Linked DNA regions of Mus musculus: region 2 is linked to region 1. The links are chromatin loops, found by intact Hi-C in ENCODE. Cell type or tissue: heart. All regions are shown on one strand. Links, peaks and the distances in the headings refer to the core of each region. The heading gives the core; the rest is flanking DNA.

What was found. A loop is a pair of places that touch in the nucleus more often than their neighbours do. Peaks named below come from ENCODE experiments on the same cell type or tissue, not always from the same donor. Only the 100,000 strongest peaks of a DNase experiment are listed, where the experiment ranks them.
Region 2: it touches region 1 in a loop (2.4-fold over the local background); 5 of 42 quality-filtered maps call a loop at or near these places.

Annotation. Positions count from the first base shown.
Region 1 is chr1:191,811,430-191,824,186 of GRCm38, reverse strand. Nek2 (NIMA (never in mitosis gene a)-related expressed kinase 2) reads right to left here and starts at 2,714. Exons shown (of 8, transcript NM_010892.3): 1 at 2,446-2,714; 2 at 1,823-2,040; 3 at 1,455-1,695. The coding sequence starts at 2,541. In heart, for the core only: a CTCF peak has its summit at 6,159 (motif pointing right); DNase peaks (open chromatin) are centred at 2,766, 5,736 and 6,156; H3K4me3 peaks cover 1,456 bases; H3K27ac peaks cover 1,970 bases.
Region 2 is chr1:191,757,471-191,770,198 of GRCm38, reverse strand. It overlaps Lpgat1 (lysophosphatidylglycerol acyltransferase 1), which reads right to left. Exons shown (of 8, transcript NM_172266.3): 5 at 9,952-10,225; 6 at 6,528-6,654. Gm22446 (a small nuclear RNA gene) reads left to right here and starts at 7,896; the gene lies at 7,896-7,999. In heart, for the core only: no CTCF peak of the experiment used is centred there; no DNase peak of the experiment used is centred there.

The DNA of each region.
Region 1 (12,757 bases), core at 1,880-9,879:
TCTAAATGTGGAGGCACCATTCCCTGGGTCTGGGTCCTAAACTCATGAGCAGTAGCAAGTACCTGAGCATCTCGGTTCACCTCAGCTGCCTGCTGAGACAGCGTGACCAGCGGTGCTTTAACTTTGGGTCCAGGACTCCGTATGTTAAAAAAATAAAATAAACACTCCCAGGGAGTCTGAAGTCACCACTTTAGGACTGACATCTTCGGAAATATTGTTGCCTTTAAACACTATTCCCAGCTGAGCAGTGGTGGCTCACGCCTTTAATCCCAGCACTCAGGAGGCAGAGGCAGGCGGATTTCTGAGTTCAAGGCCAGCGTGGTCTACAGAGTGAGTTCCAGGACAGCCAGGGTTACACAGAGAAACCCTGTCTTGAAAAAACAAAAAACAACAAAACAAACAAACACTATTCCCCTTGGAAACATTGTTGCCTTAAACATTATTTGTAACCCTATAATTTAGCATTTTGTGGTTATTGAAGAACAAAACAAAAGCTGAGCAACATGGTTCACACCTCTAATCCCAGCAGCGGCAGGCAGATCTTTGTGAATTCCAGGCTAGCCAGAACTACAGTGAAACTCTGGGAAATGGGGGACACTGAAGATGGCTTAGTGGTTAACAGCACTTGTTGCTCTTACAGAAGACTTGGATATGGTTTCCAGTCTCTCAATCCATCCATAACTCTAGCTCCAAAGAGTCCAATGCTGTCTTCTGACCCCCTTGGGCATTTGGCACACAGGTGGCACACTTACATACATGTAGACCAAACACCCATACACATAAATAAGTCCTTAGTTCTCTTTTTCTTTTGAAAGCTCTAGTTGAATACAGAGAACTGTTTGCCAGGAAGTCTCTTTGAAAACAAATCTAGGAGGGGTCAGCGATTAAGCACCTGCTGCTCTTCCCGGGGGTCCTGAGTTCAAGTTCCAGCATCTGGTCAGACGGCTCACAGTTGCCTGGAACCCTGAGCGTGAGTGTGTGGGATAGGGTAAGTCCACTCCCTCTTCTGGTCTCACCATACACATAGCACTCACTCACAAGACACATATACTATATATACATAAATAATAAACATTTTTAAATACATAATACATATAAAAGACTTTGGGGTGTAACTCAAATGCCTGAGGGCCTAGGTTCAATCCCCAACATTAGGGGAACAAAGTCAAACTCAAACTTAAATTGTATTGTGAATTCTGAGCTACTGGATTTACTAGCAACCCAAGCCTCAGTTCTTTGCATCTGAATGCTTCACCTAAGATATTAAAAAGTTGAATTCTAGGCCAGGTGTGGTAGCTCACACCCTTATTCCCGGCATTTGGGAGGCAGAGGCAGGAGAATCACTTTGAGTTCAAGGACAGCCTGGTCTACAAAGTGAGTTCCAGGACAGTCAGGGCTACACAGAGAAATCCTGTCTCAGGGAAAAAAAAAAAGTTGAATTCTAAAATACTCACAGGAGACATGTAATAGGGTGTGCCAACAAACGTTTTTGCAAAACTCGTGTCGTGATTTAATATTCTAGCTAGTCCAAAGTCCCCCAGCTTGACATTGTGTTTGCTGTCCAGGAAGACATTGGCTGGCTTCAGGTCCCGGTGAAGCACAGTGTGGCCACCATCGCTCCTTCTGTGACACTCTTTCAGGGCCAGCGTCAACTGAGTCATCACTCGAAGGACAAACTCTTCCTCCAAGTACTGTCTGGAGAAAAAGCACATTTCACAACCCTGAATAAAAGCCATCTTCAATCTGGGGCAAGTCATTCAGAGCGTACAAACATGGAAGTTAATTATTATTAGATACGAACCGTGGGGCTCTTTCACCTTACCTATCCTTGGTCCCCTTTGAAATGACACTAGCCAGGTCCCCTCCCTCACAGTATTCCATTACGATGTACAGGGTTGTGTTGGTTCGGTCAATAATGCGATCATAGTAACTGACGATGTTTGGATGTTTCAGCTCCCGAAGCAAGTTCACTTCAGACACAAGCATCTGCTTCTCCACCTCCGTCATGGAGCCATAGTCAAGCTCTTTCCACACCAGGATCTGAAATACAACATTTCCAAGGTGTGAGACAAAGGGTGAAATTTCCAAAGTTGAAAAACAAAACACTAACAACTCAATGGGTGTGTCAGTGAGGGAGTCGAGACCGGGTTAATTTAGTGGGAAGACCCACCCGAAATGTGGGCGGTACCATCCCCAGCGCTTGAGTCCGGGACGGCGTGTGGCGCAGCGGCGAAGCAGGTCACGTGAGCTCGTCTTTCTGCTCGCCGCGGATTCGCGCCTCCACCGGTTCCCAGCCGCGGCTGCCCGCTCCACGAGCCCGTCCCTTCTTAGGAGGCTACAGCCCGGTCCTTCACGAGAGTTCAGGTGGCCGCCCTGCCCCTCCCCAGCGTGGGCGACGCTTGCTTCTCCCTAAGCCCGCCGTGGAAGGGCTGCCCGGCGCCTCACCTTGCCGTCGCTCTTCCTCCGAATCTTCTGACAGCGGCCGTAGGAGCCGGTGCCGATGCTGTGCAGCACCTCGTAGTCCTCCACCCGGGACGGCATGGCGAGCGGCCACCCTGGCAACCACACCACCGCGCCGCTCGGAGCCCAGGCTCGCCCGCTGCAGGCCAACCGCGCCGAAACCCGAGCCCCTCGTCTGCCTGCCTGAGTCGGCGAGCAACCGGCCACCGGGTCAACCGTCGCGGGCTTCGGCCTCGCATTCTATTGGTCCACAGCGAAGGTGCATCTCAACTCTGATTGGCTGAGAAAACACAACACTGCTAGGCATCCTGGGAAAATGCGTGTCGCTAGGCAACCGCGTCGGCGTTGGTGTCTGCGTCTAGCTGCTCTACGGAATACGAGCCGCGCCGAAAACCCCTGGGATTTGGGATCGCAAAGCCTGTTGGGGCCTCGGTAATTCCATTCCTTGGCTGAAGTCGCTATGGTAACGGATGTCCGAGGCTCTGGACTGGAGACACTGGCCTTTTGACCTTTCCACTTTGACCCCACCCTTTTCCGACTCCTCTGCACTCGGGTCCTGAACCTAAGCCCTTGTGTGTTGAGGATTTGATGACCCTGAGGGTGCGGTGAGTGCACCGAGCACTTTATAGTCCTCACACCTAGAGAGCCAGAATCCCTGTTCCAGCCCGGCTTGGTGGCGCGCTCAGGCAGATCTCTGTGAGCTTGAGGACATCCAGAGCTTTGTAGAGGGTCCCTGCCTTACCCCCACCCGCGAGAAAGACACCCCACGCCCAGAGAGAGAGAGAGACAGAGAGAGAGAAACTAGGCCCAACTGCCCAGAAGAGAACTAATTAAAAAATAATAAGAATAAAGGATATTCATAGTAATAACGCAGAGTTGACATGTGTTTTCTGAGCACAGTTAGCATAGTCTAGATCTCTGAACATTAAACTGAGAGACCTGTTGAACATAGAAACGTATCCAAAGCTTAGGGACTGAGTATGGAAGCATTCAGAACAGAGTCACCACACTGCCAAATTGTACTTCTAAGACATCTACCAAAAAAGTGTGTTAGGAAAAAAAAAAAAAAAAAGGTGTTCCCTAATAGCCAATCCGGGAGCTGCATGCAGTTTGCTGACTTGAGCTCACATAGCCAGTGACATGGCCCCGCTTTGACTTGGGGAAGGGGAGCTAAAGGCTTCCATCCAGAGCAGGTGGGGGGTAATGTGCATTACCAGAAAGCTAATAATCTGCTGCATAAATGGGTCATTGTTCTTAAAATATCTGTTCATGCTGTGATTGAAAAAGAACCCAATGTCCTATTAATAAGAATTAGAAGCCTCCTTATGTTAAAAATAAATGTATTTTGTGCGCTGAATTTAGTATAAGCTAATTGGAATTGCCAGCCAGGAGAACTTTTAAATTAGCATTCAAGGACATTGTCACACCTCAAAGGGGTAGGATTAATTTAGGTCTCAGAAATTATATAAGGAGCTACAAATGCCTGAGGTCATTTATATGGTGTGTGTGTGTCATATGTGATGTGTGTGGTATGTTTGTGTGTGTGTCGTATGTGATATGTGTGGTATGTTTGTGTGTGTGTGTCGTATGTAATGTGTGTAGTATGTTGTGTGTGTGTGTGCTGTGTGTGTTGTTTATGATGTGTAGAGTGTTGTATGTGATATGTGTAGCATGTTGTGTGTGTGGTGTGTTTGTGATATGTGGTGTATAGGCGTGTGGTGTGTATGTGATGGGTGTACTGATGCTTATGTTGAGTTTGTTGACCAGCCTGCTTCACACACAACCTTTCATCTTCTTTCTAGACAAAGAGCTCTTACTCTTCGCTCCAAACACAACACACTTTCTCAGCTTCTCAAGACTAACTTGGTACTTGTCCTTCCAGTTGTTAGAAGTTCCACTTGCATCCCTACCTCGTGCCTTACCCCACCTTGGTTACTGTTGATTGACAGGATGTAGAATCACCTAGGGGGTCAAGCCTTTGGGTACACTTGTAGAGACAGCGTAGATTAGGTCAGCCTCCGAGCATGCCTGTGAGGGTTTATGTTAAATTAATCGAATGGAAAAGACACACCCTAAAAGTGGGCAACAATGTTCTTTGGTCCTTGCTTAGTTTCTTTTCTGTTGCTGCGAAGAAACACTATGGCCAAGCCAACTTACAAAAGAAAGCATTTAAATTGGGGGCTTACAGTTTCAGAGAGTGAGTCCTTTATTATCCTCATGTCAGGAAACATGGTGGCAGGCAGGCGTGATAGCACTGGAACCGTAGCTGAGAGCTTCCAGATTGAGATGTGAACCACAGAGCACAGAGAGAAGGGAGAGAGAGGGAGACTCTTCCTGGCATGGGCTTTTAAAACCCCAAAGCCCACCCTTAGTGGCACACCTCCAACAAGGCTACACTTCCTAATAACTTCCCAGAACAGACCTACCAAGTAGGGACCAAGCATTCAAATATATGAGCCTCTGGGGACCATTCTCATGCAAACCACCAGTCTAGGACTACATAAAAAAGAGAAGGCTAGGTAAGCACACACATTTGTTTATCTCTTCCTGTTTCCTGGCTGCAGGTGCAAAGTGACCAGAAGCATCAAGTTTCTTTTTGGTTTTGTTTTGTTTTGTTTTCATGACAGGGTTTCTCAGTATAGCCCTGGCTGTCCTGGAACTCACTCTGTAGACCAGGCTGGCCTCAGACTCAGAGATCCACCTGCTTGTGGCATGCAACACCATGCCAGGCTGTAAAGTCTCTGCTTTCCAAGGCTGATGAACTGTGAAACAGTTGAACCCACCTCTTCCTGAGCTGCTTCTGCCCAGGATTTTACTCAAGGCAACAGCATGCTCCCTCTATTATGTTTATCCAGAGGACACAACTTGTCCTGCAAGGCGGAATTCCAACCTTGTCACCTCTGCTCTGAGGGGCCTCATCCAAGATGTTCAGAGAACAGTGTAAATCAATTCTGTCGTGATATCTGTGATTGTTTTCTAGCTGAACATCAAACTGCTTGTGGCCAGTGTAAGTCCTGCAATAGAGAAGGCAGAAAAAAAAAAAAAGCTTTGTTAAATAAAGATGCAGTAAGGCCTGTTATTAAGACTTACACAGAGATTCCAAATGATCCCTGAAGTATTCAGCCATGCCAGCTGTATCTCGGGGGAGCTGTCCTGGGAGTATAGAGAGAGGCCCTAGGTGAGAGTGTTCAGCCACAATGACCACCATAATAAAAAAGGCGGGGGAGGATTTACAGGACAAATCAGTAATTACCAAAGTGGGAAATGGTTGGCTTTGGGGGTTCCTCTCAGCGGTATAGAGTTCATCCAACAAACACAAGGCCCTGAGTTCAGTCCTCAGTATGGGGTCATCGGGTGTGGATGGGAGGTGGGGCAGGAATCAACCGAGAGCGGAGAGATGAGCCTACCCTGCTCTGGGCAGCCATCTGGCTCCTGCAGGACCTGGCTCACACTATTCTTGCCCAATCTGCTTCTGCTGTCAGTCCCCATTAACAGTGTGTGCCATCTCAAGGGAGGGACCTTTTGCACTGTGCCCTGGGCCCACAGTGCACTTCCTGGGCAAGCTCCTGGCTTTTGTCCTGACTTTGCTACTTTTTTGTCTTCCTTCTCTTAGCTAAAGGCTAGCATCGTTAGCTCTGTTCACTGAAGAATCTCCAGGCTCGCCTCCGGGAGCGTCTGTGTACTGACACAAGCTTCCCACTAGAGGGCGGTACGCCACTGCGTAATAAGGAGCAGCTCTGCACCACCCGCAGACTCCAAGACTGGCCTGGGAGGATGTTGGGTCAGACATTTTGTGAGTGAGTCATCTTGAGGATTACTTGGGGCGGTTTGAAATCTGGGTTTATGACAATGTTTTGAAGTTATTAGTAAAGATTTCTACAAAGAGAAAAATAAAGGGAAAGGTTCTTGGTAAGAATCGGACGACATCATGACACACTGTCTCAAAAATTTAGAGTAGGTGCTCAGCTTACCTTTCCTGGGTCAGTGCAGCTCCCACCCCTCATCAGAGCGGCCTCTCTTCACAGCAAATGGAGCCCATCACGGAAAACCACAACTGGACACAATGCAGAAATCAACAGGTCATGAGGAGCCCAGCTGCAGGGAATACACGGACACACAGCACCTTTGTCTATGGTTCAGGAAAAGCAAACGAATAGGGAGCTGAAAGATCTGAGGAGCCAGAGGACCAAGGCATCCGCTGTGAACAGCCGCTCTAGAAATGGCTGCATAAGGAGGAAAAGTCAGGAACAATGTCATATCAGCGGACGAGCTGGCATGGAATAAGGAAAGGTTGTCAGGGTTTTTCCTCTAGACAAAGAACGAAGGCAACTAACAACTGCCAGAAGGAGAGGTAGCCTCTCCCAGGGATTGTTTGTCTAATGCCAAGTGGTTGTCCTTGGAACTGTACACACACACAGACAACAGAAACAGATTCATTTATATGTATCTGTGCATGCGCACACACACATATATGTGTGTAACAATAATAATAAAAAAAAAAAGTCCACCAATTGAAAGGGGGGAAGGAAGGGGGTCCAGGGAGGGGGAAGCCATGGGATTCTATTTCAATTCCAAACATTAAAAAAAAAAAAAAAAAAAAAAAAAAAAAAAAAACCTGTAAAAGGGCTGGTGAGATGGCTCAGTGGCTCTTAAAGGTCGTGAGTTCAATTCCCAGCAGCCACATGGTGGCTTACAACCATCCATAATGAGAAATAAATAAAGAACCTATAGGCTGAAGCAAGCAGGGCCAGAGCAAGAGGGAGAATGGGAAGGGGAAAGAAAGAAAGAAAGAAAAACAAAACAAAACTGTGTAATGCACAGTATATGTTCAGTAAATAACTCGAAGAAAAGAGTGCTGGAGAGATACATTGATAGTGGCAGGGACTCTGTGGATGCTGCCAACAGCACAGACTGCAGCCCGGGGCAGATGGCAGGCAGCTATGGAAGAATAAGATGAGAACTGGGCTGGGAACCCTGTGTGTGGTCAGAGTACCACAATGTTTCAAACAGGGAGAGTTTCAGACTTGTACTGTTGCAACCCCCAAATTAAGGATACTAGAGAGACTTCAGTGTTGTTGTGTGCAGACAGTTTGCCCCTGCGTTTCCTCCAACCCCTCTGCCAGAAGCTCCCATCATTTTTCCAGCCTGCCGCAAGCATGATACACAGACAGCTGGTTTCTGTGCTACATCCTCCTGCAGCAGCCTGGGGCTGGCTCCCTCCCCCTCCCCTAGAGTTAGAATGGTGCACCTCTGTGTGTCCAAAACCAACACCCAACACTCCTCCTGATAACTTTCTAGGTGCCTGTCCTTGAGACCTTAGAGAAATAACAAGCTCAAGGGAGACCATGGAAAAAGTAAAAGGTAAACAGAGGTCAGGTCACAGACAGTCCTTGAATAGACACCCATTAGCCCCCTTCCCGCTTCAGTACTATTCCACCCTCTACTCCCCTGTTCTGTGAATATTCACACTATTCCTATACTATATATAAACCCAATGTTTTCTGGACTCAGGATCGCTTGCCAGCATTTATGCAGTGTGTGCTAGGTGGGCAAACCGAGTTCAAACTTGAAAATACAAGACTCTTTTGCGAGTTGCAGTGGACTTTGCAATTCTTTTTTTGTTTGTTTGGTTGGTTGGTTGGTTTTGTTTTTGTTTTTTTGAGACAGGGTTTCTCTGTGTAGCCCCGGCTGTCCCAGAACTCACTCTGTAGACCAGGCTGGCCTCGAACTCAGAAATCCGCCTGCCTCTGCCTCCCAAGTGCTGGGATTAAAGGCGTGTGCCACCACGCCCCGCTGGACTTTGCAATTCTTGGGCTCACCTGGGTTTCCCGTGAACTCAGGGCATAACAGTACACAAGAATACAAATTGAGGAAAAACAATTTTCTGTTCAACACATGGATAAACTTAGACTTTTCAACAAATCATGCATGTTTTTATGTTATTTATAGTACTATAACTTTAAAAAATATTTTTACAAATTGTGTGTGTGTGTGTGTGTGTGTGTGTGTGTGTGTGCACATGTTTGAGGGTGCCCTTTGAGGCCAGAAGAGTGTGTCAGATCCCCTGAAGCTGGGGTTACAGTCAGCTGTGACCACTCAACTTTGGTGCTAGGAACCACACCCTGATCCTCTGCAAGAGCAGCAAACACTCTTAGCTACTGAGCCACTTCTCCAGGCCCTGTCTCTAAGTATTAATCATTTCAATTGGATAAGAACATGAAAGCTAATCACAGATGACAGGGGCTGCTATGGTCTGAGTATTGCGTCTCTCCACCCCAAATTCACACGCTACATGCTAAAGCCTGGTCCCCACCCCCACCCCACCCCCGTGCCGCCACCGCCGCCACCCATCCCCCACCCCCAAGAGGTGAAGGTGCAGGGCTGGGCCTTAGGAGAATTAGATCTCAAGGGCTGTGCCCTGTGGTTGGCTTTGTTCTCCTAGGGCATGAAGGGCTTGGCCTCTTGCATCCTGTGAGGACACATTAAGGTCATCAAGGAGGGCAGTCCTCGAGTGTTTCTGCCAGCATCAGATTTCTCAGCCCTGTAACAGCGAGGAATAAATGCATGAATCACCTGGTACCAGGCGTCTTGTTCTAGCAGCCCAGACCGTAGGCTGCAGCTAATGTGTTTGCAGGAATGTCCAGAGCTTTCAGAAGGCGGCATTGTGAAATTGCAGGAACAGGGACTGCAATCCTGGGAATTAGGAGCTGTGTGGCCCAACCCATCTCTGGGCTCTGCAAAAATAAAGGCTTTAATCTGGAAGACCTTAAATGACCCTTCCAGCTTTAAATGCTATGAGCTTTCTGCGTTTGCATTTCCACAGCTGCCACAGGGTCAGAGCACAGGGCGGCTGTGGCCCCTCTCTAGTTTGTTTTGATTTGTTTAGCTGGCATGGTGGCACACACCTTTAATCCTAGCAGAGGCAGTTGGGTCTCTGTAGGTTTGAAGCCAGCCTGGTCTACATATCGAGTTTCAGGACAGCCAGAGCTACATAGAGAGACCCTGTCTCACAAACAAAAATTGTCTTTGTTGTTTTGTATGTGGGTGTTTTGTCTGCGTGTGTGTGTGTGTGTGTGTGTGTGTGTGTGTGTGTGCTTGGCTCCTTTGAAACGAGTTGTGAACCACTAAGTGGGTGCTGGGAATTGAACCTGGGCACTCTAGAAAAACAGCCCCTACCTAGGCCAGGCACGGATCTCTTTCCCCACTGAGACAGGTGTCGGTACTTCCCCAATGCCAGTGTCTGTCAGGTAGGTATTTTCTCCTCCCCTAGCCTTCCACTTCCTCTTCTCTCCCCACTGCTCTCTAGTCTCCCCACACACCACTCTCAGCTTGTCTGTGTTGGCCAGAGGCTGTGGTGGGGTGCTAGAGAGCAAGGAGACTTCTCTATCAGCCTCAAGACCTGCTCTTTCCTTCACGGTCACCAGAACTCACTGCTGGCCTCAAGCAAGAAGAGTACTTGCCCTTTCCTCTCTTCTAAGAAAGATGTAGAGCTTGGCGTGGTGGCGCACGCCTTTAATCCCAGCACTTGGGAATCAGAGGCAGGCAGATTTCTGAGTTTGAGGCCAGCCTGGTCTACAGAGTGAGTTCCAGGGCAGCCAGGGCTACACAGAGAAACCCTGTCTTGAAACAAACAAACAACCCACAAAATTAAAAGAAGAAGAAGAAGAAGAAGAAGAGGAAGAAGAAGAAGAAGAAGAAGAAGAAGAAGAAGAAGAAGAAGAAGAAGAAGAAGAAGAAGAAGAAGAAGAAGAAGAAGAAGAAGAAGGGAAAAGAAAGGTAGCTGGATCTCCCCCCCCCCCCGCCCGCCTCTCTAACTCACAGTTCAAACCCAAAGCACAAAGAAGCCAGAAATGATGACTCCGAGTAACTGGCAAAGAGGGCTATCTGTGGCACTAAGTGCTCAGTGCCACTCTTCAAAAGCACACGTAAAATTTGTGATACAGTCTTCTTATGGAACCCGGGCTGGCCTTGAACTCACGAAGTAGTTCAAGACGGCTTCTCCTCAGTCTTCCAAATTTGGGACTACAAATGTGTAACAGCACAGCAGGCTAGAAACAATATGTTTAGGGTCTGGAGAGATTGCTTAGCAGTTAGAAGAGGCTGCAGATGGGCCTGTGTGCGTGCAGGGGAAGGGATGCAGGTGAGGACCAGGGTCGGTTGGAGAAGCTATAACCTCATAGCCCGTTTCAATGTGACTCTTTACCACTGAAAAGGGAAGTCAGACAAAAACCAAACTGATGGACCGTAGTGGGCCCCACCCAGCAGGAAGCCCCCTCAGAACTCACCTCGAGAAATGGAAACTGCCCATGCCCTCATCACAGCTTTCCTATAAGTGTAAAACTCCTCAGAAACAAAGAATGCAGGGTGCTCGCCCTGTGGCTCTATGGAGAAAGCCCTTGCCTCCCAAGCCTGAGACAGATGCAAAGGTGGAGAAAGAGAACTGAACTCCACAGAATTACCCTCTAAACGCCACACAGGCAATGGCCTGCATGGGGCCCTGACTTCAGTGCTGAGCACCCAAATTCAACAGACACATGAATGGGGCAGGGGAAGTGGAGGGAATCTACCCACAATCTCCATGTAGACTGTGAGCTGAAGATCACGTGGCTCTCTAACACATCATTTTACGTAGGGATTGTCATCCTGGGAGCCTTCGCTGGCTGGCAATGTGTTTGTAACAGCTAGTTCCCATACAGGAAGGCCCAAGGGGCTCCTGACAGGCCCCTTCCTCCCACAGGCCGAGCTAGAACAGAACGTGGTGCTCCCCGGCCTGGCCCAGATTCAACAAGGATAACAAGCAGGTGAGACCAGACTGCTCAGAAGGGAAAGAGGCTGGGGTGGCACTCAGCTTACCCAGGCCGAAATCCCTATGAAAAAGATGAAGGCACCTGTATTTCCATCTGATTTATAGATCAAAAGCTTCCCTGACTCCACCCTCAGGGATATGATTTATTACAGCACCTTGGGATCCTATGTACTTGGGAAACCCACGTGCTTCAAGTTCTCAGAATCAAACCATAGCTGGCCAGAGTATGGCTGTACCCCAGACAGTGTGTGCCATTTCCTGATGTGACTTGCCCTTATGGTGCGGCTGGAAAGATTGCCCAACCTGTTGGGCTCATGCTCATAGCACATGCAAGGTGGAGACAGGACAAAACCCATCTCAGGACAAGGGTCCCTTGGTGAGGCACTTAGACCATGCATGGCACTGTGTAAGATTCTCTGCAGGCCACCTGGGCAGGAAAGCCATGGAAACCTACGTGCTAGCCCCAAATAATCGCCAAGGAAATAAAGTGGCTGAAAAGCCCCGGGGAGATGGCTCAGTGATAGAGCACCTGCCTGGCTTGGGTGAGGTCTGGCTTCCATTCCCAGCCTTGCAAGGAAAGAAAGTGAAGAGGAGCAGAAGGGAGAGGGAGCCTACAAGCGATAGATGTAGGTTTGTAATATAAATATCTGACCCACAATACACAGAGGCTGACTGTAATGGCCTGACTGTCAAAGCCTGCTCGTGGGGGAAGCCTCCCCACACCCTGTCTTCAGACTGCTCTCTGATCCCCCTTTCTTCCCATCCAGTTCACAGCTCACCAATTAAAACCCCACCTCAGTCAACCATAAATTTAGTCCATGGGGTCCTTGGTGCTTTGAAAGCACACCCCCACGAACTCGCTCCGAGTGCCTGGGCACCATGAGCACGTGTCCGCAGTCTTGGTGTAGCTGCCCCGAGTGTGTGCAAGTGCTTCTCCAGACCCGTAGAGCGTAACACTCGTGCTTCATGAGCACCCTTGACGCTTTTCCAGAAATCTGTTTCAAGATCTCACCTCACCAGGTGACATGGCTATGCACAGTGACCAAGCAGCCTGCTTCCCCTGGGACTGCCCCACATTGCACACTAGAAGTTTGCATTCCAGGAAAGCCCTGACGTCCAGACAAAAGAGACCCTCTGCGGTATAAGCTCCCGACCCTGTCGCAGGGTCAGTGACTTGTGCCAGCCCTCCCGTGCAATCCTGGGTGGGCTGATGAAGAGGAAGGCTGACAGTCGCTCCTGCCTACCTCTGCCCTTTCTGGGACTCATATATTTAGTCCCCTCCGAAAAGCTGCAATGATCTCCAAGTATAAAGTATATTCAGAGGGGTCGATTTGATCCAGTGTTTGCTGGGGCAGAGATGGTTAGGTGATAACCAAGATTTAGTGAGGACACCAGTGGGGACAGACAGATCAGAGGACACAGGTTCATGTGCACGCATGCAAACAATCTCCTCTCCCCGCCTTCCTCATGCTGCCCTTCGCTGTCTTGGGA
Region 2 (12,728 bases), core at 3,147-11,146, 55 kb after region 1:
AGCTTGGAGAACTCTTAACACACTACAATAATAACATGTTTTCATGTTAAATTGTTTACATCTGAAGGAATTTGGCATATCATGTAACTAGAGGACCAACCTACCTCCCATCCTTGACTTCACTATAGAAACAGGACCAGACCCTAGTTAGGTTTACTTATTTACCTTTTTTATTCTTAAAAAAACCAATTGTTACATTTATTTGTTTGTATCTGTACCTGCATATACACACTTATGCCAGAATATATGTATATGGAGATCAGAGGACAGTTTATAGAAATCAGTTCTTGTCCACTATGTGGTCCAGATGACCAAGCTTTGGTTATAAGTGCCAGCTCTGCAGCCTCAGAGCTAACTAAACATCTGAAATTAGGGTTTATGTGTAATCTTCCAAATGGAAACTATATGATAAAAACATTCAGTTCTTCCTCTCCTCCTCCTCCTCCTCCCTTCTTTTCCTCTTTCCTCCTCCTCTTCCTTCTTTTTTTTTTTAGGGAAAAGCAGAACCCAGAGATTCAATGGCAAGAAAAGTCAGGAAGATGTAAGAAATAACTGGGGAAGAGGGAAGTTGGGGAAAAACAAGCAATACTTAGGAGCAACAAGAAAGCCAAGCTGCAGCACGGGAGAGACTGGAGGAAGTGCTATTACATAAATTTAAAGCTCACTTTTAAATTACAGAGGAAAATACTAGAACATGAAAATACAGACTAGACTAAACACAAACTTACTAATTTTTTACAATAATCAGAATATAATAATAAAACTTTTGCTGCAACTGTACTCATTAAACCCAAATAATCATTAAACCCAAACTCCTACTTTTCTGGGTGTTTTTTTTTTTCAATTGATTGTTTTAAATTGAAGGCTATATGCATATTGTAAAGAGAACCTCAGTAGTTGAATTAGAAGTAAAAGTGTCTCTGCTGAATGCCATCTGTGTGATACTTCCTGGTACAAACAATGTTTTATTGTTTCTGTATGCTTTCCAGTTTTAGAGATGTTAATATGAAAAAATATGCATTATAATTTATGAAATGTGGTAATTATTTTTCCCTTTTTGTATGGTTTTCAAAACTTAATTTTGATAATTATAACCCTCAAATATAAGATGTACAACTAGAGAATTGCTCCAAATCTACTGTTATGCATTTTGGCCGCAGGACAGCTACAATTTTAAGTTTGAGATAGACTTGAAGGAAGTAAAGGGAGACCACGCAGATTTCTGGGGAAGAGGAAGCAACCTGTGCATGCTTGGCCTAACAGGGATAACAACACAAGCACAGCGGGTGATGGGGCCGGAGGGAGGAAGCTGGTCAAACACTGTACAACCTCCATCCAGGCTTCAGACGGGACATCGTGTCATCTCAGCTCCACGTTGATATAATGCAGATTTCAAAAGGAGCACTCTGGATATCAGATTGGAAATGCTTGCTAGAGGAACGTCTTAGTCACTGTTTTATTGCTGTGAAAGGGACACTGTAGCCAAGGCAACTCTATTAAAACAAAGAACTCAGTCTTGCTTACAGTTTCATAGAGTTATTCCATTGCCATGGTGGAGAGCAGACAGGCAGGCACTGGAGCAGTGGCTGAGAGCTTTACATTCTGATCCACACACAGGCAGAGTGAGACTATGGTCATCCTGCACCACCAGTGACACACCTCCTCCAACAGCACCACACCACGCCAACAGGGCCACACCTCCTAATCCTTTCAAGCAATTCACCACTTGGGTTGCCGGTACCTACTCATCATTCAAACCACTACAGGGATAAACAGATAAGCCAATAAGCATTGCATATAGTTATCCAGAAAGCCAGAGGTGATGGTGGCTACTGCCAGAGTGAAGAGAAATAGCCAGACCAACATACATGTGGAATTTAGAAACAAAGATTCCCTGACATGAGGTGTGGAAGACAGAGAGGAGTCAAGGATGACTTCAAGACTTCTGTTTCCACCACACACGTGTGTGCATGGTCTCCCTCAATCACTCTCCAATCATTCAGTATGGCAGGGCCTTTCACCAGAACCCAGAGAGCAATGACATTGTAAATGAGGCCAGCCAGCTTGCTCTGGGATCCCATCTCCCTCTCCTACATGCTGGAATTATACATGGGCTTTTGCCTGGCCTTTACCCATGTACCGTGTTTGGATCTTGAGTCTAGTCCTGAAGCTTTAATGGCAAGTCCTTTTAACTATTGAGTGACTTTCCCCCAGCATCTCTGAGACTTCTTATGTCAAAACTAGAGGGTGGGCCCTGCCACTGATAACAGGAAGAAAGGTGGACATGTGGGCATTTTTAGGGAAAGCCACAATTTAGTGGTAGAGATTACTGTTGGTATACTAGTGTAGCTATAACTGGGTGTCAGATATAAAATAATCTAAAATTAATACCTTCTATTTCTCTAGAATCAGACACCTTAAGTAAAGCAACTGGAGCCTAGAGATTTTAGAGAGTACTGACAAATTGCTCTTCAAACTGGATGCTATGGCCCTGTATTAATGTCCCCAGAAGCCCACTGATTTTACCCCATCTTCCTTGGTTAGATTTGTTTATTTTATGTGTATGTGTATGAGTATCTTCCTGAATGCGTGTACATGTGTACCACATGCACAAATAGTGCTTGTACAGAGACCTCTACATTTTCTTCAGATCCCTCAGTGTCCCATCATATAGGTACACAGTGAACTAGTGAGTGCGTCTACTTCCACACGGCAAACTAATGCTCCGAAGCAGCCGTCAGTTCACCCCTTATGCACTGAGACTCAATGTTCCCTGAGTCACACAGATTTGGACATTGTAATCTTTTCATTGATCTCAGTTTGGCCCTACAATGTGGGTGGTAGGTTTTTTTCTTCCCCTCTTCCCCTCCCCCTCCCTCCCTCCCTCCCTTTCTTCCCCTCCCCACCCCCCAGCCACTTTCAGACAGCATCACATAGGTCAGCCTGCCCAGACGTCACTCCACAGCTGGAAGTGAACATGCGATTCTCTTGCCTTCGCTCTCTCAGGAGCCCTGCACTGAACACGTGTGTTACCAAGTCCAGCGAAACTCTTCCCCATACTATAATTTTGCTTTTTGAGTTTTGTTCTGTTTCGGGCATTGATGAGAGTGAATGCATGGCCTTTGTTTTGTTTTGTTTTGTTTTAGGGAGATAAAAGCAAAAGGGAAAGCTGGGCGTGGTGGCGCACACCTTTAATCCCAGCACTTGGGAGGCAGAGGCAGGCAGACATCTGAGTTTGAGGCCAGCCTGGTCTACAAAGTGAGTTCCAGGACAGCCAGGGCTATACAGAGAAACCCTGTCTCGAAAAACCAAAAAAAAAAAAAAAAAAAAAAAAAAAAGAAGGGAAAACCAAGATAATATATTAATTATAAATATATACATATTATATTTAGCCATAAAATTACTAAATACAATGCTCTGCTTTTAAGTAATAGAAATTTTTCTTATAAAGAAAAAATTAAAAATCAATGACTATATAGATGTAATATTAATAATATTCTTTATACCAATGTAATGTATACATATACCCTGAATTAGAACTACTGAGTCAGGCAGTTCTATTAAGAGTCACAGAAGGTTACAATCTTACTTTCAGTATGTAAGATCAAAACTATCATCTTTTTGAAATGATTTTTTTAAATCTAATTTTTAAATTTTTTCTGTGCATTATTGTGTCTGTGTGAATGTGTTGGATCCCCTAGAACTAGAGTTAGACAGTTGTAAGTTGCCATGCAGGTACTGGGAATTGAACCAGGGTCCTCTAGAAGAGCAATCAGTGCTCTTCGCCACTAAGCCATCTCTCCAGTGCCCAAAGCCATCATCTTTGAATTGCGAATCTTTTGGCTTGAACTGGCTATTAGTTTTGTTAACTAAAGAAGACCTAAAGCAAATAAGTCAAAATGTTAACATCCTTATGCTTTTGCTAAATAGCTTTTTAAAATTTAATTTAATTTAATTTTAGAGACAGGGTCTCTCCATGAAGCCCTAACTGTCTGGAACAGGAAATGTAGATCCCTAGCTATATAGATTCACCTGCCTCTGCTTCTCACTGAGTACTGGGATTAAAGATATGTGCCACTATACCCAGCCTGCATATTTATCTTAAAGTACTAAGTATTTCTTTCTAAATTATTTCCCCCTCAAAACAAAACCAAAAACCTGAAAACAACAACAACAAAAAAATCTGAAATTAAATTCTTGGTCAAGCTCTCAAATAAAATGCTATCTCCAAAGAATCTAATGCTCTAATCAAATCAGACATGCAAAGCAATGCCTGCAGCTAAGGGATGTATCAGAGGAGAGCACTAATCTGGCAGGCCTGAGGCTCTGTATTCCATCTCCAGCCATGTTTCAGCCTTCAGTGCCTCTCATGCCAATATGCTTAAAGGTTCAGTTTTTCTCAAAATCTAAAAAAATAAAATATAAGATAATTCTGAATAAAAGACTCATCATTTTTCTAACACACTGCCTCATTTTGGAATAAAGCCGATATTTATTTATATTAAGTATAGGGGTTATTTTGCTTTTACTCCTGTGAACATTTACTCTGCAATTAAAATTTAGTTATGTTGCAAGGTGTGGTGGCACATATATTTAATCCCAGCACTTCAGAGGGAGAGGCCACATGACATAGCTTCCAAACACCTTTCCTTCTTTCTGGGTTTGGTTTCTCTTGTCATCTCTTCAGAATATAACAAAAGAGAAAGGGACCTAATCCCATCAGTTTATATCACACACACACACACACACACACAGTTTTGAATGTTGTATTTTGAAACTTTTATTCTAATCAGAAATATTCAACCCCTACTTAAAATTTAAAAACACAACCAAATGAATGAAAAAACCTAAACTAAAATCAGCCTGTCTCTATCCTTGAATGTCTTACTGCCCTACAATGACAGAGGAGTCAGGCTGTTTGACAGAGCCTCTTCCTATGTATATAGTAAATGTTCACTACCTTAAATAAAATATACAGCACTTGCCAGGCATGGTGGCACAGCCTTTAGTCCCAGCACTCAGGAGGCAGAGATGATAGAACTGAGTTCAAGGTCAGCCTTATTTGCATAGTGAGTTCCAGGACAGCCAGGTCTATGTAGACAGACAGACCCCGTCTACAAAACAAAACAAAACAAAAAACCCACAAAAGAACAACAAAACAGTCAAAGCAAACTCTAGTGAGATGGAATCAGAATAATGAATATTTATACTTTTGCCTCACGCAGGAACTTCCTAATGTGTTAACCTAAGTCACACAATATACTCATCCACCTTGTAGCTACTCCTCACCCGTCAAAACATTAAAACTGTAACATTTTGGTTGTAAAATTTAAGTTTCAAAATTTCCCATCTGTATTTAAAGAATGCAGATCAGCAATATAAAAACATATGCAAATATGCACCTGCTGGTAGTGAGTGTAGAGTCTGAACAGATCCTCTTGTTCTGGGGGCCTTTATGGTAACTGTGCTCTTTCTCAAGTCTGACTCCTTAATCTCAAAGTCTGTTGATTTGCACTGAGGTCTGACAAGCAGAGCAAAGCTAAATAATAAAGCTTATAAAGTGGCCAAATTATACTCGGATCATTAATGCCAGGTAAACATCTCCATGCATTTACATAAATGCTCCCTCAAAAAGTAAATAATCTTTAGAAGCAAGCACAAAATATCCACTAAATGCTTTTGCTGGTATTATGCAATAGACATAAGCATAGCAAGATTAAAAATTTTAAATGTAGAGGCTGAAGAGATGGCTCAGTGGTTAAAAGCTCTTGCTACTCCTACAGGACCTGGGTTCTCTTCTCAGCACTGATATCAGGCAGCTCATAACCACTGACCTTCACCAGTACCCACATGCCAAGTGAGCACGGCAGAAACACACACACACACACACACACACACACACACACACACACACTCATACACACTCACACTCACTCATATACACTCACACACACTCACACACATGCACACACATGCACACAATTTTAAAATCAAATTACAATTTTTTATAGGTACAATATAATTGGGTTACCAAGAAAAACATTTAGAAATATTATAATGAATTATTTTGAGAATTTTTCACTTGGGAGGCAGAGGCAGGCGGATTTCTGAGTTCTGAGGCCAGCCTGGTCTACAGAGTGAATTCCAGGACAGCCAGGGCTACACAGAGAAACTCTGTCTCAAAAAACAAACAAAACAAAAAAAACAACAAAAAATGTTTTTCATTTCTATTAGCATGTCTATTCAACCCCTGTGAGCATATTTATCATCGGTGCTTACTCTTTTACTTAAGAATGTGAGGCAACTGAGTAATCACAGTGCCATGCAACACTGGTTTTAGAAATCTTTATCAGTGAAAATAACTACTTCAAATTAATTTTTACATTAAAAATTCAGCAAAAGAATGACTTTTATTGCCTATAAACATGAACCATATCAATATTTCCACTGTCTGGTTAAGTTAAATATTAACTCTTACTATCCTGAGGTGGTTGTGTTAGACATGCACTGAGTTCTACAACACTGACCTGTAATGGACATGAGTGACTGTTGGTTTCCTGTACCCCAGGATCCAGGTCTGAATGTCTATTGGTTCAGCTTTGGGATAAGCTATGGTTGTATCTATTATCCACTGGAGGCCTCTTGATTTGCATTCTGAAAATAAAGAAAAAGCGCCTTGAGTTGGGTGAGGTTTCTGTACCTGCAGTACAGAGCTCACTTACACAGCTGAAGCAGACTAATGTGCCTTTGTTTTGAGAAGAAGGGTAGATGCTGCCCCTGCTGTTCTCTTAAGACAGTACTCTTAGCATAAAATGAAAGCATCTTACTATAGAGTAGATTACTTCAGAACAAACAATAGAACACGACTATTTACTATACACAGCTCATTCAAATTTTCAGTATAATTATACACTAGCAAGGTCTTATTATATATTATCACTCCTACACAAAAGAGCCCATGAAAGCCACAAAGTAAAGCATACATCATAAAAATGAGACATAGACTTCAAAAACAAACCAATAAACGTAAACAAAAGTCATGATTTACCATATTAATACTTAGGAGACATTAACAAATTCAGAGAAACCGGACATGAAATAAATTTAGACATACATTACTATTGGTTACTTCCTCAATTTTACCAAGAGTTACACATAAATAATTTTCCTACCCTGTCCTTCTGAAAGAATGATCAAGAGCCACCACTATGAGAAGAGATGGGAAAGTTGTGTTTAGTCTGCTCCTTCGCAGGCAGATTTTGTTTCCATCAATGAGTACAAACCCAAGCAAGAGTGGAGAGGGATTCTCACAGAGAACACTGGCTTTCAGTGTGTTGAAGCGCAACTGTCTGTTCTACACATGAAATGTCTAGAATAATTTTTCATCCTGAGTCTAAATTATATTAGGAATCAATAATATATTACCTTTTCTTGCTAGAATTTAAAACAGGTTTTAAATTCCTTAAAAGATTTTGGAGCAACATTCTGTTGGGGGTAATTTTTAAGAAGGAACAGTTTTCCTCTGAGCACAGTGACCCAGGCCTGCAGACTGTGGCAAGAAGACAGGAGGGTAAGTGGTTCAAGGAGATTGGGTTACATGCCTTTGCCTAAAAACCAAACCAAATCGAAGCAAAAGCAATCAAACCCCATGAAGTGCTGGACAGAGAGGGTAGAGGGAGAGGTTATAGCAAATGTCGTAAACTTCAGAGTGTGGAGGGCGGCTCATGGACAAGGACAGGCAGTACAAGTTCTCTGAACTCTATGCTTAGAAACTCTCATGACAGGAAGTGTAAAGGCCCAGCAGAGCTCAGTTCAGGAGGAGTTACCACTCCGAAGACCCTGACACTTCTAAAGGTAGAATATCATTTTGGTACGTGCCTAGAGGCACAAAGGTAGTGCTCGCTTCGGCTGCACGGATACTAAAACTGGAACAATACAGAGAAGATCGCGGCCTCTGCACAAGGATGGCACGCAAATTCGTGAAGTGTTCCATATTATTTTAAAAATGAAAAACAAAAACCTACAAAGGTAGGGTTTATGTTTACAGAGGATAAGTACTAGTGAATATGAAAACCAAGGAATACAATGGAAAATATCGAAACAGAAGAAAACAGTAGAATACTTTTCAGGTATTCTACTTAAGATTTAAATATATTAACTAAGGATAAATAATAAACTTTCTTCTGAATAGAATTTGTGGCTATCTGAAAGAAGTCTCTTTCTTCATTAGTAGGCAACTGTTATCACAATTGTCCTTTGAGGTCTAGAGCACCACTGGGCGCGGCCTGGGCGGGCTGTACGCCCAGCTGTCTTTTTAGTTGGACTCATCCTGTTTGGAAGACCTCTGCTTGCAGCCCTGGCCTGCCTGACCTGCACACTGTCTCTCCAGCAAGTGGAGCTATTCTGAACTTTGCTTTTCTATTAAAAGACTCTTTCAATTTGCCTTTTTAATAGATGATAAAAGATTAAGAAAGCTGACTGCCAAATAGCTACTTGAAAAAAGCAAATGAAAGGAAAAGCGCAGAGCAATTTCACATGCATTATTTCTATGTCTGCTCTATACAGAATCTGAAAACGTTTCTGAGAGCCAACCGTTTCAACATTTATTTAAATAATACTAAAAGAATTTAAAAATGCTATCAAAGGAATAGGCCTCAGGAACCCCTTGAGCTGTTCATCAGAAAGCTTTTGCAGCAGAGGTGGGTTGAAGGAGGAGCTTCTGCTCCTGCAGAAACAGCGTCTGAGACTTGCCTGTTCCTTTAGGAGCCGCATCACTGAGTGCTGCTGGCTATTAAAACAGTAGGTGCTCGTGCTCATTATTTTAAAACTCTGGAAAACGAGCCACAAAGTTACAGCTCATGGGAGAATCTCTGCCAGCTGCTGGAATCTTCCTGTCACTTGTTTCCTGCTATCTGATGGTTTATTCTGGAGCTCATATTATTTCCAAAAGACCTATATGTTGTCCCTCCCCCACACATGCGCAACATAGCTGAGTACTTTGCCAGGCAACCCAAACCCATATGGAGATATGCATCATTTGTGTGGCTGTGTTATATGGATGTATGGGAACTGCTTACCCATCCTCCCTCTGTCTGGTTTATTATAAGGTAAACCTGCGACAAATTTCACTACCTATATGCGGATTATGATTATTTATTTTCATCACAAAGCCTCATTTTGATGGCTAGCCCAGGATGACCTAGAATTTATTACATATTCCAGACTGGCCTTGAACTCAAAGGTAATCCCCCCACCCCACCCCACCCGACCCCACCCCACACACCTCCACTCCTCAGGCTCACAGTACTAGATGTACTGGCATGAGCCATTGTGCCTGATGTAATTGTTTCCATTTAATAATTATTTGTAGTAGGATGACCAAGTCATTTATTAATATTTTAAGGGTCTTAATAAATACTGCTAAATTATATTAACTTTGTTGTCTATTAAAAGCAAAGAAAACCTTCTACAGTAACTTGCATCATTAGTGGCAGAAACCATTCCAAGTAAAAACTGACGGGTAGGAAAGTCATCTTTGACTACACACTTGTAATTATTTTATTGAATTATTGTGATTATATTTATTCTCATGCATTATTGTGACTATTGACTACTTTAAAGGGAAATCTGAAGAGATTATAACTTCATCTTCTCCCTGACTGTCAATTCTAATTGTCAAAAGTTTTTTCAAAAGAATTGAGCCAGGCTAGGTGGTGTAAAACTTAAATCTCAACACTCAGAAGGCAGAGGCAGGCACAGCTGTTTGAGTTTGGGACCGTCCTGGTTTCTACAGTTCCAGGACAGCCCACGACTATATAAAGAGATCCTCTCTCAAACCCCCAAGCCAACTAAACAAACAAAAAACCAAACCAAACCAAAACAAAACAAAAGATTTAGAACTCTAGAAAACATTTCAGTTCAAACAGGACAAGCAATGCTAAAGCACCCTACCTAAGCCTCTAGCGTCTCCTCCTGCTGGGCTTCCATTTTCCTGCCGTGCTACAAGTGCCTTCAAAATAATGTTTGTTGCCCCAAACCTTGGCAAAGTGACATGTGTAAGAAATGGCAAGTTATTTTTCTTGGCAAATGCCTGGCTTGTTTCTCGCCTCTTCCTGAGGAAGCCCCCTTCCGGAAACAAAACGATCCATTTTCGATCTCTGCTCCTGTAATTATGTTCAAGGTGCTTCTTGAGAACCAGCAGCTGTTGGTCGCGGTAGGCTCTTCCCTGGAAGGCACACACACATTGTAAGGACAGCTGGAGAGTAAAACATCCCACGATCAAATAGAAACAACTGCTTCAAACCTGTCGTGCAATTAGTTATAGGATAGAACAGTGTTCTCCCAAGCTATTTCTCTTTCTGCGTGGAGTGGTAAAGGGGAGGAGCTGTTCAAACTTACACAAAGGAACTTCTTCCTGGAGGAGAAGCAACTCAGCAGTTTGGTGGCCACACTGTGTGACCAATTACAGTCCCAACCCCAGAAACAAGAGAGTCAACAGGAGACCACATGGAGAAGTGCTGAACGTGGAGGGTAAACTCCACAGGTGATAGGTTTTAGGAGGAAAGTTATAAGAGGGATGAAAAGGATCAGGGTGAGCAAGGCAAGTGATCAAAGCCAGGAGGCGACAGTTGACCTGCTAGATAACATGAGGGAGTAAGCCACACAGAGATGAAAGGCAGGGTACTCCAAGAGTCAAAATGATACAGGCCACGCAGGAGATGCTTGACATGCTGGGGCCTGGAGTGGGAGCACACATCCAGTAGGCAGAGATAGGTGGATCTCTATGAGTTCAAGACTAGCTGGTTCACCTAATGAGTTTCAAGCCAGGACTGCACAGTAAGACTATGCCTTACAAACAAAGAAAAAAACAAAGAAATAAGAGTAGCGTCCTGGTCGACATGGAGATGACAGTGGTAGGTGACAAAAAAGCAGAGAAGCCCAGACAGGAAGGACCTCAGACATGGTGCTGAGTTCTGTTTAGTTCTGTTTTGTTTTTTAATTTAAAAAAGTGCGTGTGTATGCCTGTAATCCATTTATGTACACCACTGTGTGGGTATGTGCACACAGTAACCTGTGCTCCATTTATGTACACCACTGTGTGTGCATGAGCACACAGTAGCCTGTGCTTCACTTATGTACACCACTGTGTGTGCATGTGCACACAGTAGCCTGTGTACCATTTATGCAAACCACTGTGTGTGCATGTGCACACAGTAGCCTGTGCTTCACTTATGTATACCACTGTGTGTCTGTCCATATGCACACAGTAGCCTGTGCTCCACTTATGTACACCACTGTGTGTGTGTACATGTGCACACAGATGCTTGTGTACTATTTATGTATACCACTGTGTGTGTGTCCATGTGCACACAGTAGCCTGTGCTCCACTTATGTACACCACTGTGTGTGCATGTGCACACAGTAGCCTGTGCTCCACCTATGTACACCACTGTGTGTGCATGTGCACACAGTAGCCTGTGTACCACTTATGTACACCACTGTGTGTGCATGTGCACACAGTAGCCTGTGTACCACTTATGTACACCACTGTGTGTCTGTCCATGTGCACACAGTAGCCTGTGTACCACTTATGTACACCACTGTGTGTCTGTCCATATGCACACAGTAGCCTGTGCTCCACTTATGTACACCACTGTGTGTGTGTACATGTGCACACAGATGCTTGTGTACTATTTATGTATACCACTGTGTGTGTGTCCATGTGCACACAGTAGCCTGTGCTCCACTTATGTACACCACTGTGTGTGCATGTGCACACAGTAGCCTGTGCTCCACCTATGTACACCACTGTGTGTGCATGTGCACACAGTAGCCTGTGTACCACTTATGTACACCACTGTGTGTGCATGTGCACACAGTAGCCTGTGTACCACTTATGTATACCACTGTGTGTGTGTGCATGTGTACACAGTAGCCTGTGTTCCACCTATGTACACCACTTGCCAACAAATGCTCAGGGAGGCAGAGGGTGTTGGATCTCCTACAACTAGAATCATAAGTAGTTTTGAGCAGTCTGATTTAAGTTCAGGGAACCAATTCCACGTCCTCTTAAAGAGCATTAAGGATAAGAATTGAACTATCTCTCCAGCTACCAGGGCTAAGCCTTAAATGCAAAATTGCTGGAAATGCCATAATTTTACTTATACCATAAGTAAGCCCAACTCTTTTCTATACAGTAGCCAAGTTTTACTGATTTCTGTGATGAGAAAAAAAAAAGCCATTGGGGTAAGTTGGGGAAATACTGCAATAGCCAACAGAAGCCTGCGATGCTCAAGCTACCTGTATGCATGAGGAACAGTTACATACAGGGAAACCCCTGGAAGCAGATGGGACAAGGGCATGGACTGGATCTTGGTTGTGAGAAAGGATGACATGGAGGCTGAAAACAGTCAGCCAGATAAAGCTGCTGAAGGCCCCAACCTCCAGCCAGCATGAGAAGCCTCCATCCTGTCAATGCAGGCCAGCCAGCCCAGTCACAAAGCTCCTTTAAAGTAAGTGTGCTTCCAGTCTTCAGATAAAATGTATCACAAATTAAAACTTTAAAAACTAGCTTATTAATATTATGATTAAAAAGTACAATTTAGCAAGGTGTGATGACCCATACCTTTAATCCCAGCACTTAGGAAGCAGAGGCAAGCAGATCTCTAAGTGAGGCTAGCCTGGTCTACAAAGCAAGTTCCAGGATAGCCAGGGCTATTATACAGAGA